Regions from separate parts of the Mus musculus genome. Here region 1 is linked to region 2. Evidence: chromatin loops called from intact Hi-C (ENCODE). Cell type or tissue: left cerebral cortex. All regions are shown on one strand.

Region 1 (8,000 bases), 1.8 Mb after region 2:
CTTATGCTCCTCTCTGAGCCTTTACCCACTGATGTCCCAGTCTTTCCCGGACAATGGAGTGCCTTATCCTTACTTCATTGAACACTCAGTTATAAATAACTGTTCCACATACCGCTGTTGTAATGCTCTACGGTCATTAGTGAACATGTGGCACTTTCCTAAGTGCACGCATGCCCTATCTCACCATGTTAATTCTCACAAACACCCTGGCAAGAAGACTCCATTTTTCCCAAACAGGAGGAAACAGAGTTGAACTAGGTTAAGCGACTCTCTGGGGCCATATGATTATTAAGAGGTAGAGTAAGAATCCAAAGCTGGCCAGTCTGACCCTAGAGTGTGTTCCTTTAAACTTTGTTACACTGTTCCATAAACCCTGCAGCAGTCCGGGAAATATGCAATATGCAATATTTATTATTATGCAATATGGCCAACCCACATTTGGCTCTTGTATACTAATCAGTTACTAGCCTTGTAGAGTGGTGATTAGCAGACCAGGACTTCCTTCTCACCCACCTCCCATCACCTCCTGGCTAGGCTCCTTTGGGCAGGTCCCTTACCTCTCTGAGCCTTGACACTCACCAGAATAATGACAGTGAAGAAATACACACCTTGTGGATCTCTGGAAGGCTTAACTAAGTAAAGCCATGGAAATGACATGGAACATTGTCTGAGACATATTAGGCACACGCAATTTCTGGTTTTCACATTGTACATGAGAATCAACTATGTAGTTAGTCTGGAGAAGGCTAAAGCCACAGATGCTGTGAATAAATTAAAGGGAAAAGTCTGTTCTGAGCAATAGTCATTGGGTGTACTTTAAAGATTGTTATTTCTGGGGTATTTGGTGGAGCAGGGCAGTGAAGACCAGGAACAGTTATACCTGTCCAGGATGGGACCTAGAATTTTGTAATCAGGAGTTCTGAAACAAATGTCACTGCACTTACGGGAATTGTCAGGATCTGAGCTGAAATTTATGGTGGAGTCAAATCTAGAAGCTATCATTTTTATCGTTCAAATTATAAAGGAAGGAGAGATGGGAGAGTGCTTGCCTAGCATACATGAAGCCTTGGATTCAACCCCACCCCTACCCCCTGGAGGTTGCATAAGCTGAACATGGTGGTTCATATTTGTAATACCAGCATTAAGGAAATGGTAATAAGAGGGTCAAAAGTTCAAAGCCATACTCAGGTATATAGTGAGTTCAAGGCCTAACTGAGCTAAATGCACACATGTGTATGCACACACGCACATGTATGTATATATACATTTGTATAAACGTATGTGTATGTGTGTGTGTGTGATAAAAGGTATTAACTAAATTTCATAACCAAGACCACTGATTGAGGAGGAAACAATTCCACCTCAACATTGCCAAGCAGTGGGTACTTCAGTTGCTTGCAGATCACACCCATCATTAAAACACTTTATTAGTCAACAAATAAATCAATCAACAAACATTAATGACAATATTCCCTAAATAATATATTTTATTAGTGGTAAGACATAAGGTAATTTCTTACAGTATTTTGTGCTCTCTGCTTTCATAGTAGAATGTGTTAGTGAAGAAAACTTTAGATTCACATGCAAGAATGGCCATCTAATTATTGATGAGGAGATTTTCTGATGAGCCAAACTGTCTACTGAAGGGTCCTTTTCAATCCTTCTTTGGTTAATCTACTTTAGTTCTAAACCCTGTAGACAGGCAATAAGATCTCAAGGTGTACCCCAACACACTTGCCAAGGCTCCTGTAATCTAGCTCATTAATTCATATTTCACGGAACCATTATTATTCTGTAAGTATTTCTCTTCCCCACCTAATCTAGATGTTTTAAGTGGTGAAAGTGACATTGTTCTTGTATCTCCACCCTAATGGACTAGCAGATTGCCACTTTTGCATCAATACTCCCTGAATAAGCGATTCTTTTTATTCACCCCTGCATGAATTCACATATTCACATAGTTTCTACTCCTCTCTCAAGATAAAAATAAAAATGGCAAATGACATTTTTCAGTGTCATTATATGGTGGCCCATTTCATGAAACGGTATGTGATTCCCTCATTTACCTTAATTTAGTTCTTCAGCAAAGCAATCAATTGTATATATTTCCTTTAACATTAAAGGAAGGCTGGGGAGATGGCTCAGTGGAAAAAACACTTGCCAGCAGGCATGAAGATCAGAATGTGCATAAAATCCAGGCAGACGCAGCAACTGCCTATAACCCAGCACACAGAAGACAGGGGCAGAGGATACCCAAGGCATCTGGCTAGCTAGATTAGCTGCAATCTCTGAGGTCTAGGTGCAGCATGAAACCCTGTGTCAATAAATAGAGGAACTTCAAGCCTCCACAGCCACTCATCCTTGCTCACATGCAAAACACATGTACGTATGCATGTGTATCAATGTGTACATTCACATTTAAAAGGCTTTTAAAGGGGAAGTTGATACTTAAGATTTATCTAGGCACTATGACAAGCCCCCTACCTGCTTTATTTAGCTCTATTCTTAAAACAGTGGCATAGCAAATCAAAACAACCCTGAGATTCCACCTCACACCAGTCAGAATGGCTAAGATCAAAAATTCAGGTGACAGCAGATGCTGGCGTGGATGTGGAGAAAGAGGAACACTCCTCCATTGTTGGTGGGAGTGCAGGCTTGTACAACCACTCTGGAAATCAGTCTGGCGGTTCCTCAGAAAATTGGACATAGTACTACCGGAGGATCCAGCAATACCTCTCCTGGGCATATATCCAGAAGATGCCCCAACTGGTAAGAAGGACACATGCTCCACTATGTTCATAGCAGCCTTATTTATAATAGCCAGAAGCTGGAAAGAACCTAGATGCCCCTCAACAGAGGAATGGATACAGAAAATGTGGTACATCTACACAATGGAGTACTACTCAGCTATTAAAAAGAATGAATTTATGAAATTCCTAGCCAAATGGATGGACCTGGAGGGCATCATCCTGAGTGAGGTAACACATTCACAAAGAAACTCACACAATATGTACTCACTGATAAGTGGATATTAGCCCAAAACCTAGGATACCCAAGATATAAGATATAATTTGCTAAACACATGAAACTCAAGAAGAATGAAGACTGAAGTGTGGACACTATGCCCCTCCTTAGATTTGGGAACAAAACACCCATGGAAGGAGTTACAGAGACAAAGTTTGGAGCTGAGATGAAAGGATGGACCATGTAGAGACTGCCATATCCAGGGATCCACCCCATAATCAGCATCCAAACGCTGACACCATTGCATACACTAGCAAGATTTTATTGAAAGGACCCAGATGTAGCTGTCTCTTGTGAGACTATGCCGGGGCCTAGCAAACATAGAAGTGGATGCTCACAGTCAGCTAATGGATGGATCATAGGGCTCCCAATGGAGGAGCTAGAGAAAGTAGCCAAGGAGCTAAAGGAATCTGCAACCCTATAGGTGGAACAACATTATGAACTAACCAGTACCCCGGAGCTCTTGACTCTAGCTGCATATATATCAAAGATGGCCTAGTCGGCCATCACTGGAAAGAGAGGCCCATTGGACTTGCAAACTTTATATGCCCCAGTACAGGGGAACACCAGGGCCAAAAAGGGGGAGTGAGTGGGCAGGGGAGTGGGGGTGGGTGGATATGAGGGACTTTTGGTATAGCATTGGAAATGTAAATGAGCTAAATACCTAATAAAAAATGGAAAAAAAAAACAGTGGCATAGATCTGGAGTGGTCCTGTTTTTATATCCATTTTATAGATGAATAAACATGGTGAGAGAGGCTACATAGTCTTCCTAAGATGCCGGATCTATGGGGATGATGAGAGAAACTACACAGATCCCAGGTGTGTTTGATCATGTGGGTAACCTGTCTTCCTCAGAGGCAATCTAAATGACGCATGTACCTATAGATCGAGCCCAGGGCAATGAAATGGACTGTCTACTTTTTCAGAACAAACACTAATGGACAAATCCAGGACAAAAAAAATGCATGTAAATTCAGTTCTCTCTTCTTGGCTCTCAAAAGTGCCTTTGTCCTCCTCCTGATGTCCACAGCCCCCTCCGCAGTAGTAGGGATGTAACTGTGGTCTCCTACTTTACTCTGGAGGACATACTGGTCACAAGGACACAGCGCTGGCTTAGTGAACGCTGCTTCGATAAAGGCCCTGAGTGAAAGCCATCCTTCTGGGGACATCCCGAAGCTACAGAGCATTCCCAGAGGGCTCCTGCTTATGGAATACCAGTTGCTGATCTCGTCATAAAAGTCCCCAAGGTCCTGGCAGATGTCTTGAGGCATGTGTGAGAGCCAAGCCTGCTCCCACACGTGCTGGGCCAGATGCCACTCACTTTGGAGTCCACAGCTGGCGCTGTCAGTGTGCTTAGCCGTTACTGGATGGTAAAGGGAAAGAATACACTGGTCTCTCTCCTCCCAAGCTTGTTAAAAAGCAGAAAGTGTGTGTGCTGGCATTTAAATTTATTCTTTGTTGTGTCTTCCTCTGGTATTAAAATGACCTTAGTGTAGCTGAACATTTTGTGTAATGATCTACTACCTCTACTCTCCATCTCAACATAAACTCTAGGAAGATAGAGGTATGATCGCACTTCTGCTGTGTAACAGTGAGTCAATCAGGATTTTACATAAAAGATTGGCTGTGTGTTGTATATGTGTGTTGAGCTGCCTTGTGGATCTCATAAAGATGCAATTTTGACTTTCATGTATCCATTTAAAGTAAGTGTAGAAAGGAGACAGGATGTGAGGGTGACCAAGAAAAGAGCACAAAACTGCGCATTAATTTCCTACAGCCAGGAAATCCTGCACTACTGTACCCAACGATAGCTGACAATCATCACTAATGAGAGGCATGCTGCTCAGAGCTGGATTTGAAGGTGTGCTGTGCACACAGAAAAAATGGCAACTACAGGTGTGAAATTTGAATAGCAAATTATCTCTGCATTTTCTGGGAAAGGAGAATGAACCAGATGAATTACAGATAGCAAGTTACAGGAATTTCATCCAAAATTCCTGTCTTCTACAGCAATTTACCTGGAATGGCCAGGTATTTATTTAGCCCACTAACTCAGTCTGCTACTCTGGTGCTTACACAAAAAATCCTATGTAGTCATCTTGTTGCTATGTGGGGGTAGGGAGGGTAACTTGAATCTGTTGAGAAGTAGAGGCGGGTGTACATTCAGTCTGACCAGGCAGAGAATTGTGTAAGGAATTGCTGACAGTTTCAGACACTGTTGACAAATCCCTGGGAGAAGTAGTCTTGTTCAAATTCTCATGCAAACTCTAAGTCACTAGAGTCAATTGCATTCTTATTGATGCAGGAAATAGAGATTTGAGAGCCATTTGCAAGAACATTTCAGAATTGGATACAAGTGGGCTGTCAATGACAGAGTGAGCTCTGTTCGGGAATGAAGTTGTGATCAATGGTTGGCATCCGTCCTCAGTTCTATTATTAAGGGTAGGCTTGGGATAAGATGATCAGAGGGGTAATATGAAAAACGGTGACAATAAACAAATTATCAGGAGTCCATCGAGACGGCTTGTGGGTGGGTAAAGGTGACCTTAGGGTGCTGACTGCACCTCGTGCAAACTTGAGAGGAGGGAACTGAGGCTACAAAGGCTGTACTCTGATATACATATGTGTGCAGTAGCCTGCTCTCTCTCTCTCTCTCTCTCTCTCTCTCTCTCTCTCTCTCTCTGTGTGTGTGTGTGTGTGTGTGTGTGTGTGTGTGTCTATGTGTGTGTGCCCATGCATATACACAATGAACAATGGTAATGTAGTGATTTAAATTATACAAAAGATACAATAAAATCCCCTCCACTCAATTTTATTTTATGGATTTCCTTCCCTAAATGAAGCTATAGGTTTTTATTCACATGTAGTGAAATGATGTTTGATATATTTGAGATCTTCTAGTGAGGACTTTATTTTCTAGAAGAAAACTGGGAAAATTCCCTGTTAAAAGTCTAGAGTGTCATCCCCTTTTTGCACATATTTTTGGTGGAGAATTGGAAGCAAAAGGTAGAAATCTGGTTTTGACCTTTTATTCTGGTTAATGAGATATTTTAGCCCAAATATGTTGGCATAAGAATCCTACACTTTGATTGCATAGTGCTTAGGTTTTAGCATATGACATGGTCATGACATTTAATGCTTCATGCCTTGCATATTAATAGATGTGCGGAGTGGAAGGGAGATGTCCTGAGGGCAAAGTGAGTCTTCTCCTCCCTTTAAACACTCATTGCTTTTCTGATTTAAGCTCCGAGGGATTAATGAAGCTCAAACAGCTGTAGGCAGGCATCTCCTGAAGCCTAGCAATTCGGAAAAAATCCAAGTAGTAGTTTCTTCGGAATTCACATACTTAGAGCTCATATTTTGGGTTGTTTCAAGAAAAAATTAAAAGAGAACTCTTTCCCCTTTGTGTGGTGTGTGTGTGGGGTGTGTGTGTGTGTGTGTGTGTGTGTGTGTGTGTGTGTATTGCCATAACAACTAGAATCAACTTATTGTTTATAATTAAACAAAATTGCACAAGTGGCCACACCAGTGAAAGAAGTGTTTATAACCTCACCTTGCAAAAATATAATTTTAAAAAATTATCTTTTTATTTCCTCAACTGAATATGCTGCTTAAAGGTCTTGGTTTTTTGTTTGGGGGGATTTTCATGGTAAGATTTGAGGTAATAATGAGTTGGAAACCATTAGGGCTACAGTTAGCTGGGGTTGATAGGAGAAAATGTGAGGAGGAGCAGCTGGAAATGAACCTGACAGAAACCAAGAGGATGGCTTGGCATTGTTAACTGCCCTTTGCACTCACATTGATCTCCCATGTTTGGGTACATGGGCTCACCCCCATTGGATGCTCAGCGCTTCAGGTTTGCATCAAAGCCGCTCTAAGGGGAATGCTGAAGACGACATAGCTCAGGGCTAGACTCTTCCCCATCACACTCATTCATTTCCAGAAAATCAGTACCCAAGAGTGTTTGTTAAAACGGCTATGTTACCTACTAGGGTTTATTTGAAATCCTAGTTATACCTACTAAAAGAAAACTGATCTCAAAGTGCCAAAGCCACCAAAGCACCTGGCCTGTTTGCTCTCTAACCTACCACCCCGTGCCAGCATATTCCTCTCCCAAGGTTGCTATAACAGGGCATAAATAGTCCACTCACAGAGTAAACACTCAGTGTGCACACCCTGTGGACTGCTGCACCTGCTATGTGCAAGGATCCAATTCCATCTCTAAGAAGAGTGACCTGTCTCCCTCATTCTTAATGTCACTGCCTTGACACATAAGGGTCTTCAAACTTTTGTGAGGTAACAGAGTAAATTCTTGTAACAATAAGAGCTACATGCACTCCCCCCATATTAGTCAATTTTTTTCCTTTGGGAAGTGGTACTATATACCATCAGAGAGTAATAAACATTTCATTTCTCCAAGAAACGGGGGGCATTGTTAAGTTTTTATAATTAAATGATCTTTCTATACTTCTGTGTCTTCTCTCTCTCTTTTCCTCTCTCGTGAGAGAGAGAGGGGGGAGAAAGAGAACTTAAACACATAACATTCAGACACAAAGAAATTCACCTTCAAGTCTCAGACTGTGTAGTCAGGCGTGCTGCCTTGCTTCGGTCAGAGGGGCTGGGATTGGGTACTGGAGGCTGCAGTGGGGCTAGCTGAATGCTCTGACTCATAGCTATGCTTCCTACAGGAAAAAAGAGGAATGGCTTTCCCATGTGCCCAGGAGAGACACAGATGCCACATTGTTTGCACCAAATTCTGTATTTGTGGATATTTGCTGAAAAGTGTGTGCCTTGTTCTGCCATGAGGGGATAAGATTTGCTCACTTTGAGTCATGCTTAGAGCTGGGCAATGTGGTGGTTTGGATGTGAATGCTCCTGGTCCCCATAAGCTCACAGACCAGTGTTTGATTCCCAAGGGGTGGACTATTTAGGAAGTACTACAAGGTATAGTTCTGGAGGAGGAGGTGTGGTCAC
Region 2 (8,000 bases):
GTCAGGTTTTCTCTGGCAAGATCGGTTTGCTGGTTGCTGTCCCATGCATGGTGTTTGGGATGAACAAGTCAGCCTCTTGTCTGTGTATGAATGTTCATACACATGCAGCGCATGAATGTTCAGCAAGTTTACAGTTGCTTCTCAGGCTCCTATTCAAAGACAAATGCACACAGATGGAAAATAACAGAGGCAGAAAGCCAGAAGACAGCGCTTACTAGAGCAGAGGTTCTCAACCTTTGGAGGTTGAGCATCTCTTTCACAGGGGTCCCCTAAGACCATTGCAAAACACAGATATTTACATTGGAATTCATGACAGTAGCAAAATTACAGTTATGAAGTAGAAAATGAAAATAATCACAACATGATGAACTGTATTCAAGGGTCACAGCATTAGGAAAGTTGAGAACTAGTTCTCTGGCATGTGTGGTTGGGACATGAAATAATTCAGGTATTGGAAACCAGTCCTACTTACCGTTAGGGAGCAGTAACTGTAGCTATTATAGAACACACACTTTGGGATACGAAGGAGGTCATATTCTCAGTGTTAAGCAGGTAGGTGCTAGAGTGTGCGTTTATAACTCCACTCCTCTTGATGGCTGATCCTCGTCAAACCATGGCATTGCTGTGTCCAAATCTCCTTTGTAATATGGGGATAATGGGATGGCCCTTCTCAATGTGTGGGGACGATGAAATGAAGCCACTTGTAGATGGCTCTTGGAGAAGAGTCAGACATTGCTTGCTTATGGAATCAGCAGTGGCCCCCGCTGTTGCGAATTCTAGCACCTAGTGGTCCAGGTACATTTCACAGGGCACTCTCCTGACTCATCTCATCCAAACTCCATTGTTGTATGCTTGGCTATTGAGTGTTTACTACTTCATGTCTTTGAGCATGTGACCTGTGACTCGTGCATGCGATGAGCTTCAGTTCTAAATTCTATGTGAAGTTCAGCTGCTGAGGATAGACGGAGTTCTTCGAGTACCACAGGCTTGGAAACAATTCCCATCTCTGCCCTTCAGCCTTGTGTCCTTGAGACGGTGCTGGGGGAGATTCAGTTTCCCTGTCTGTCAAAGGGGATGCATTCATTTAGAAACACCCACACCTACTCTAGCAAGGCCTAGCAAAGGTGGATTTGTTTGTTTTTTCTTTTTGAACTAGCTAAAGAAGTTCCCATAGAGTGGAAGGGAAGGGTGCAGATAGAGCGAGGGAAGTCTGTGAACGGGACCTGGATCCTGCTCTCCCATTTCATTTCGTGCTTTTGGGCATGTGAGACAGTCTTGTCTCTGCAAACTCTGTTTCTTTGTTGTCCTGCATGGGGGGGAAGGAAATCTGCTCCCCAGCCTTCCTAAGCATACTTCTCTCCTCCACAACTTAGTTCTCAATGACAGGCTGTCTCCCAGTCCCAACTCTCGTGTTCCAGCAAGGAGAGTCACTAGGCTTGGGCTGAATTTGCATGGGTGGCTGAACCCCACGGCAACACTGCTGCCCCCTCTGATGAGCCTGCTGGGCCCCAGATGTTTACAGTAAAATTTTAGTTGTGAACTAGGTCAAGAGCAAAGAAAGGGTCTCTGGATAAAAACTTGGCCATCTGGCAGAACCCGTGAACGGTCACCTTTGAGATGGAGAATAAGAGGAATGGATCCCAAGTCTTTGACCTAAGCCAGTGGTGCCACACCCAAGGAGGGACTTTCGTAAGGGGTACTCTGAGAATGCCAAGGGCCCCACTGTCTCAGTATCTGATGAGTGGTTCATCTGTATAGAAAGGTTGCATACATAAAGTTAGAGGCACGTGAGGGTCTTCCCCATCATTGCAGCCAGAGTTGCAAGAACTCCATCTTTTTCAGGGACTGCAGTTGGAGCCAGGGGTTCCAAGCTGGACTTCTGGAGTGTTCCACAGAACTGACTCCCAAGGTCTTGGCCTAGCACTTCCTGTTCTGTGTCAACCCTCTTTTCTTTCTTCTTACCTCTTTTCTATTTTTCTCTCCCTTTCTAACCCATGGGGTGCACCCCTATCCTTGTTTGAAAACCTAAGTCTATTGCTTACTTGTTTGGGGTCCTTGTCTGATAGGTGGATGTAATTTTTTTTTCTCTTCTGTTAAATAGGAATTTCAAGAAAACAAAAAGTCAAACATAAGATCAAGAAATGGCTGCCTTCTAGTGTTTGTTATTCTGAGGACAAAATGCCACATGGTTCAGTGTGTGAGTGGCCCTTATACCTGTCGCTCTGTTATCATATTGGTGAATTCTTTGATTCCTCCTCCTCCTTTTTAAAGATTTATTTATTATTATTAAGTACACTGTAGCTGTCTTCAGACACACCAGAAAAGGATGTCAGATCTCATTAGGGATGGTTGTAAGCCACCACGTGGTTGCTGGGATTTGAACTCAGGACCTTCAGAAGAGCAATCAGTGCTCTTACCCACGCAGCCATCTCGCCAGTCCTTCCCTCCTCTTCTTAAACAAGGTGTGAAGCTAGCTATCAGCTAGGGGGTCACAGTATTTTCTAGGGCCTGTGAACATTTTTTTCTGCATCATACACAAAGCGTTGATCTTAATCTTACAGAAAGTGATTGGTTATTGATTACTGCTAGACAAGATTGATCTCTCTTGGGGCTGTCAAACGTGTGTCCTTGGGGTCCCTGTCCACCCTGTCTCCTGTTCCATTGTGTCGTCTTCTTGCTCTCTGCACAAAAAGCACTGGGTCTTCTTCAATTCCTTATTTACCTTCTTCCAACTCCTCCCAGTCCCTTGCCATAGTCTAGTTGTCCAGGACACTATCCTTGTGTCCAGTGGGACCTATTGCCTGCATCTTCTGTTCAGCATAGCTTTTGCAGCGGTCTTTGTCATTTGGAAATGTTTTGTAAAACTGGCTCTGAGCTTCCTAGTAACAAAAGTGAAGGGAAACAAGACTCTGTTATAGAAAAGAAAATATCCCTAGGATAAAAACCATTTTCTGGCACCCTGACTCAGGGCTTGAGCCTGTGGGCATTTTGCTAGTTTGCCCCTGCTTTGAGGGACCGAGGTATTGAGCAGGTATATAAGAGGACTCTAGCATGGAGACCTTGATTCATTGGTACCCTCTGCTCAAACAGTTGGCCAAATAAATGCATCCTCTTGTTCCTCTGTTGAGATCTTAATGTGTATCTAAAAATCAGCCAGGTGGCAGTGGGCTTCATGTCTTGAGGTCATAGGTAGGTCTGCTGATATACCGTGAGACAAATTGTGGTCCCAGAGAGAGTTAATAAAAGGTTGGGGGATAGGACCATGGGGAGGTGGGGGGCAAACCAATAGTGAGGCTCAGCTTCTCCAGTCACCTAAGTACTCATTCCATTTCTGACCCATAAACTCCATCCATACACTAAATCACTTTCTATTTCTCTCCTATTTCATACTCCCGTTTCGCATTTGGAACCGAACTATTGGTCACTTGTTAGACTGCTTGTCTAGACTAAACGAAGCCCTGGGTTTGACCCTCAGCACCCCACAGACTGGATATGGAGGTACTCACCTGTAATCCCAGTACTCAGGAGGTGGAGGCAGGAGGATCAGAGTTCAGGGTCACCTTTGGCTACCTAGTGAGTTTGAGGCCAGCCTGGGCTACCTGAGCTCCCATGTATCCTTCCCATGTACACTCATGTGCCTTCCCATGTACCCTTCCCATGTACATTCATGTGTCTTTCCATGTGCCTTTTCCTTCTGTGCCTTTGCTCCCTCTGCTCTGGATTCCTGGGTGCTCCTGAACTAACTGTAGCCACTGCCTTTTCCTCCCTCCTTTGGTCGCATGTCCATCCTGATGTTGAGGTACCTTCTTAGAGATGCCAGGCCATCCCAGAGTGTCAAGTCCCAGCAGCCTCTTTCTACCAGGCCCAGTCCCACCACAATCCCCATTTCTCTGCAATTCTCCCAGTCCACAGTGACCTTACTCAGCTTGTTTACCATGGTGTCTGTTTCCTTGTGCCGGGATACAAGCCGCAGGACTCCTGGGAGCAAGTCTCTCCTTCTATGCACAGGGCACAGGTTCTTATAAGAAGAGCTCCTCAGACATGCTTGTGAAGGGACTCCTGTAGAAGTGACCTGTTGACCACACAGCTGAGCCGCAGATGCCCATGTGACTTGAATATATCCTTCACCAATTGCTTTGCCAACTTTAACACCCCTTCATCCGCTCCCGGGAAGCCCTGTGGCTTCCCAGCTCTTCCTTTGCTGCCATCTTTCTTCTTGTCCTCTTTTCTGGATCTCTGGGGGGCCCTGGCTGATCTTTTCAAGGTCCAGGGCTTAATTTTCACTATCCCCAAAGATGCCACTACTTTAATGGACTATTCCCTCAGCTGCTCCATGCAGGTGTGTGGTCTCCAGTTAGATAGTCACTCCTGGGGAGTCAGGAAGCAGTTTTGTTCCTAATCTTACTAGCATGTCCTTGCACAATGTGTGAATCAAATCTAATGCCACTATACACCTCAAGGGTGACACTGGCAGGATCTTTATCAAGTTACCCAAAGTCTGAATGCTTAGAGGCAGTTAGAACCTCAGAGAAACGCAGACATTCCTATGGGACCTACTGAGCAACATGCTGTTATCGTTTGAATTGTCAGTACATACGGGTATTTTGAGCATCCTTAAGTAGCCTAGGACCCTTGATAGACTGTCGCTGAGATTGTGTTTTAAAGGTACCATGGAGAAGCAGAAAAGATGGCATGATGTGACACTCGTGTTTAATATGGGTAGAAATTTGGTAGACGTAATTGCCATTTTATTTATAAGCTATTGCTTATTGATTTGACTTTTTAAAAGTAGCGAGTTTATTTTCTGTGGTATTGCTATTTAAATTATATCATATATTATTTAAGGATGATTTGTATTCTGTTTTTTAAGCATGGATTTATTAAACACTAAAGTGTATTATGATAACAGTTCAGATTGGCAGTTAACATTAGCAGGCAATAGAATTCCTTTCTTTGTCCACAAGAGGGCTCTCCTGTCTAACAAAAGGTAATTTTAAAGTTGAAAATGTAATGGAGGTTTAGATTAAGCCTCTAAGAAGCATTTATCCCGGTAATGGATTAAAGTGGCCAATATTGTCTGCAATGGGCTTTGTCTTGCTATGCTATCCAGCTATGCTGCAATTTAGTATGAGGGTCTGTCCAAGGATGTCTTTGAAAGGGAATCCCAGTGTACTGCCCTTAGACGATGCTCTGTGCAATCAGTCGCTAAGACTGGAAGGCACTTGACTGGACTCTTAGTCAAATTCTAATTGACAGGAATCTGGAGAAGCCTGGTCACGTGCTGTTCATTTTTTTGTGGGAAGGGCTACCTGATTAACCAATGCATATTTAAAGCCTGGCATGGCAGGCTACATGGCAGCATCCTAGAGATTGGGATTTGGGGGTGAGGGGCACGGACAGCATATCCTTCTGTCCTGGAAGGTCACATAATAGTTTTGTCAGCAGTTTGCCAGCCACCCCTGGGAAGGATTACAGCAGCAGAGGTACTGTTAAAGGTGCTATGAACCTTCCTTCGGTGTTGTGAATATTCCTGACATGGAGGTGAGATCATATCATACCAAGCAGTTTCTGGATTAAGTTCAGAGCTTGGTGGCTCACGGGCCACATGCATGGTATGCTGGTCTTTCATGATGGTAGCTAAAGACCTTTGTCACTCTGTTTTGGTTATTTGAAAAATGAGAGGAACATTTCCAATTAAAGACTAGTCTAATTAAAAGGAATCAAGCCTCTACAGTGAGGATAATTGGGCCTTAAGAGATTTATGGCTACACTGGCATCGCCGGTCATATTTGCTCAGCCCCAGACCTGGCTAATTTCGCTTGAATGACAAGCCGTGCAGCTGTGCTGGTTGACACTGGATTTTGTGAGATCATTTTATTTTATGTACCTCACCAGATTCCTCTTTTTCATGTGTTCTGGCTCCAACTGCAGCATCCTTGTTTAGGATAACTGCTCTGTGCTTCTCATGGTCACCTGAAGGCTAAAATGGTGCTTTCTCAGTGATGAAAAGGGTTTGATCCCATCTCCTTTAGACAGGAATACCACCTGATGGAAATGAAGAAGTGGCATAGTTAGAAATTTCTCAGGTCTTAAAATCAGAGCACAAGCCATACAAGGGACATGGCATGTATAGTTAATTAATTTAATTCAGCTCCAATTAGAAGAGCCTTCTTCAAGAACTCTACCCCATCATTCAGAACAGAAGGTATTGATAACATATGAAATTAAAATGCCATTTATAAAATTCTTTAATTTTTAATAGACACGGTTATTGTCTTTAATGGCTCATTTACAATGTACTTGAGTATGTTGTAAAATGATCCAGTAGTAAATTCTTCATTGATGTTTTTAAGGAAGCCATAAAAAGGCAATTTGTGGCATGCCTCTACCACATATTGGCAGAAAAGCAGGCTATTTTAATGTAGCCGATGCCCATACTCTAATGGCGAAGTAATTCCACGCATCGTGTGATAATCATAAACGAGAGGCTGGTGGAGGCTTCAGCCATGAAGCACCATTTGTAACACACTGGTCAAAGTCACTGATGATCTGTAGCTTTCATCAGCACATGCTTCGGCCTAAGGAGGTCATTAATTCCTGTTTCCTTTCAGAATAAATTTGCCAGAGAAAGGGTTCCACTGGCCATGTATTCTTAGGTGGAAAAGCTGGGGGCAAATCAGCAAAGACATCCAATGCACTTGTTGGTTTTTGTTTTTGTTTTTGTTTTGTTTTTTTTTTGAGCATCTGAAAATAGAAACATCCTTCCTTGTTTCTGTCTGGAGGCCTGATGGGTCCTTCTGTGTAGGCAGATTCCCTTCCAGAGACAGTGTCTAGTAGTTACTCACAAGACTGTCTCCCCTCTGCCCCTCCTTCACTCATAAGATCCCTTTGGGCTCCCCAAACCGAGGCATTTATAAAATATTTTTCCACCCCATCATCTTCTGTCTTGAGCAGGAACAAGAGCAGAAAGGTGATTTATCACACTGGGAGACTCCACAGCAACTTGCCTCTTAACAACAGTGGTTAGCACTGTTCCGCCTCGCACCTGGTACCCAAGGGCTGTGAGTAGAAGCCACCTGGCCATCCCAGTAGATGCCATCCTTGGAGGTCAGAGCGGACCTTGTGGTGATTCTGTAAACAGCTAATGACTGTGTCCTCACCACTCTGGTGCTGATGCAAGAGGCCCTTGGAGACGTTCCCCACCAGTGGCCAGCAGGAGAGGCGGCTCAAATGGATGTCTTGTAACTAAGCGAGATTCTGCCTTGCCAGATTCATGTGAAAATGCTTCGGGATGAGACCGTAGCAGGTAATGAATATAAGTGCACGCACAGAAGAGAAAGCCTCATTAGCTACTTATTTATTCTAGTTCTGGTGTTGGATCTCTTCACAGAGGCCAACAGAAGTCATTCAGTCGTCTCCTTACATACCATTCAGCTCTGGTGTATTTCCACTGAACTGATGTAGCGTTCTGATCAGAAGTGCAGCCAGCGGCTCTTGTAAGTTTGATGAAATGGTGACACAGATTGTGTAATTCTTGCAGGTTTTACCTTCATTTGTGTTGTGGAGCTGGGCACCTTTCGTTGAATCTGTTGCATATCAGAGCCCCGACTCACTGTCTTCCAGCAGCCGTTTAAGACAAAGCAGAACTAATATGTTGAGATCCGAGTAAACCCTTGTGAACCTAAGCCAGGGACTGCAGACCGAGTCCCAGAGGTTGTGGTTCAGTGTCTTCAGGGGCCAAGGAAACCTGGCTTGATTTTCAGTGGACTTTAAACATGTGGGAAGAGCTGCACGCGTTTTGGGAATGTGTTGGTGAGTTTATAGTCTAGTAGATTTCAGACATTTGGCATCTCTGTGCCAGGCGGCTAGAATGGGAATCTTAGCTCATGTGTGTCCTAGCCGAGTGACTTTGGTCAAGTCTCTTGTCCTTTCCATGCCACAAGGAGGCAGACATAAGCCCTAATTTGGAGTGAATGCTCAGTCATTCATTTGTTTGTTTT

The links. Peaks named below come from ENCODE experiments on the same cell type or tissue, not always from the same donor. Only the 100,000 strongest peaks of a DNase experiment are listed, where the experiment ranks them.
Region 1: it touches region 2 in a loop (3-fold over the local background); 3 of 42 quality-filtered maps call a loop at or near these places.

What each region holds. Positions count from the first base shown.
Region 1 is chr6:95,226,389-95,234,388 of GRCm38, reverse strand. No RefSeq gene overlaps it. Among named protein-coding and RNA genes, the nearest start is that of AY512915, 100 kb to the left of the region's middle. In left cerebral cortex, no CTCF peak of the experiment used is centred here; a DNase peak (open chromatin) is centred at 4,312.
Region 2 is chr6:97,024,460-97,032,459 of GRCm38, reverse strand. All of the region lies in intron 1 of Tafa4 (TAFA chemokine like family member 4), which reads left to right. Among named protein-coding and RNA genes, the nearest start is that of Tafa4, 32 kb to the left of the region's middle. In left cerebral cortex, a CTCF peak has its summit at 4,959 (motif pointing right); a DNase peak (open chromatin) is centred at 5,069.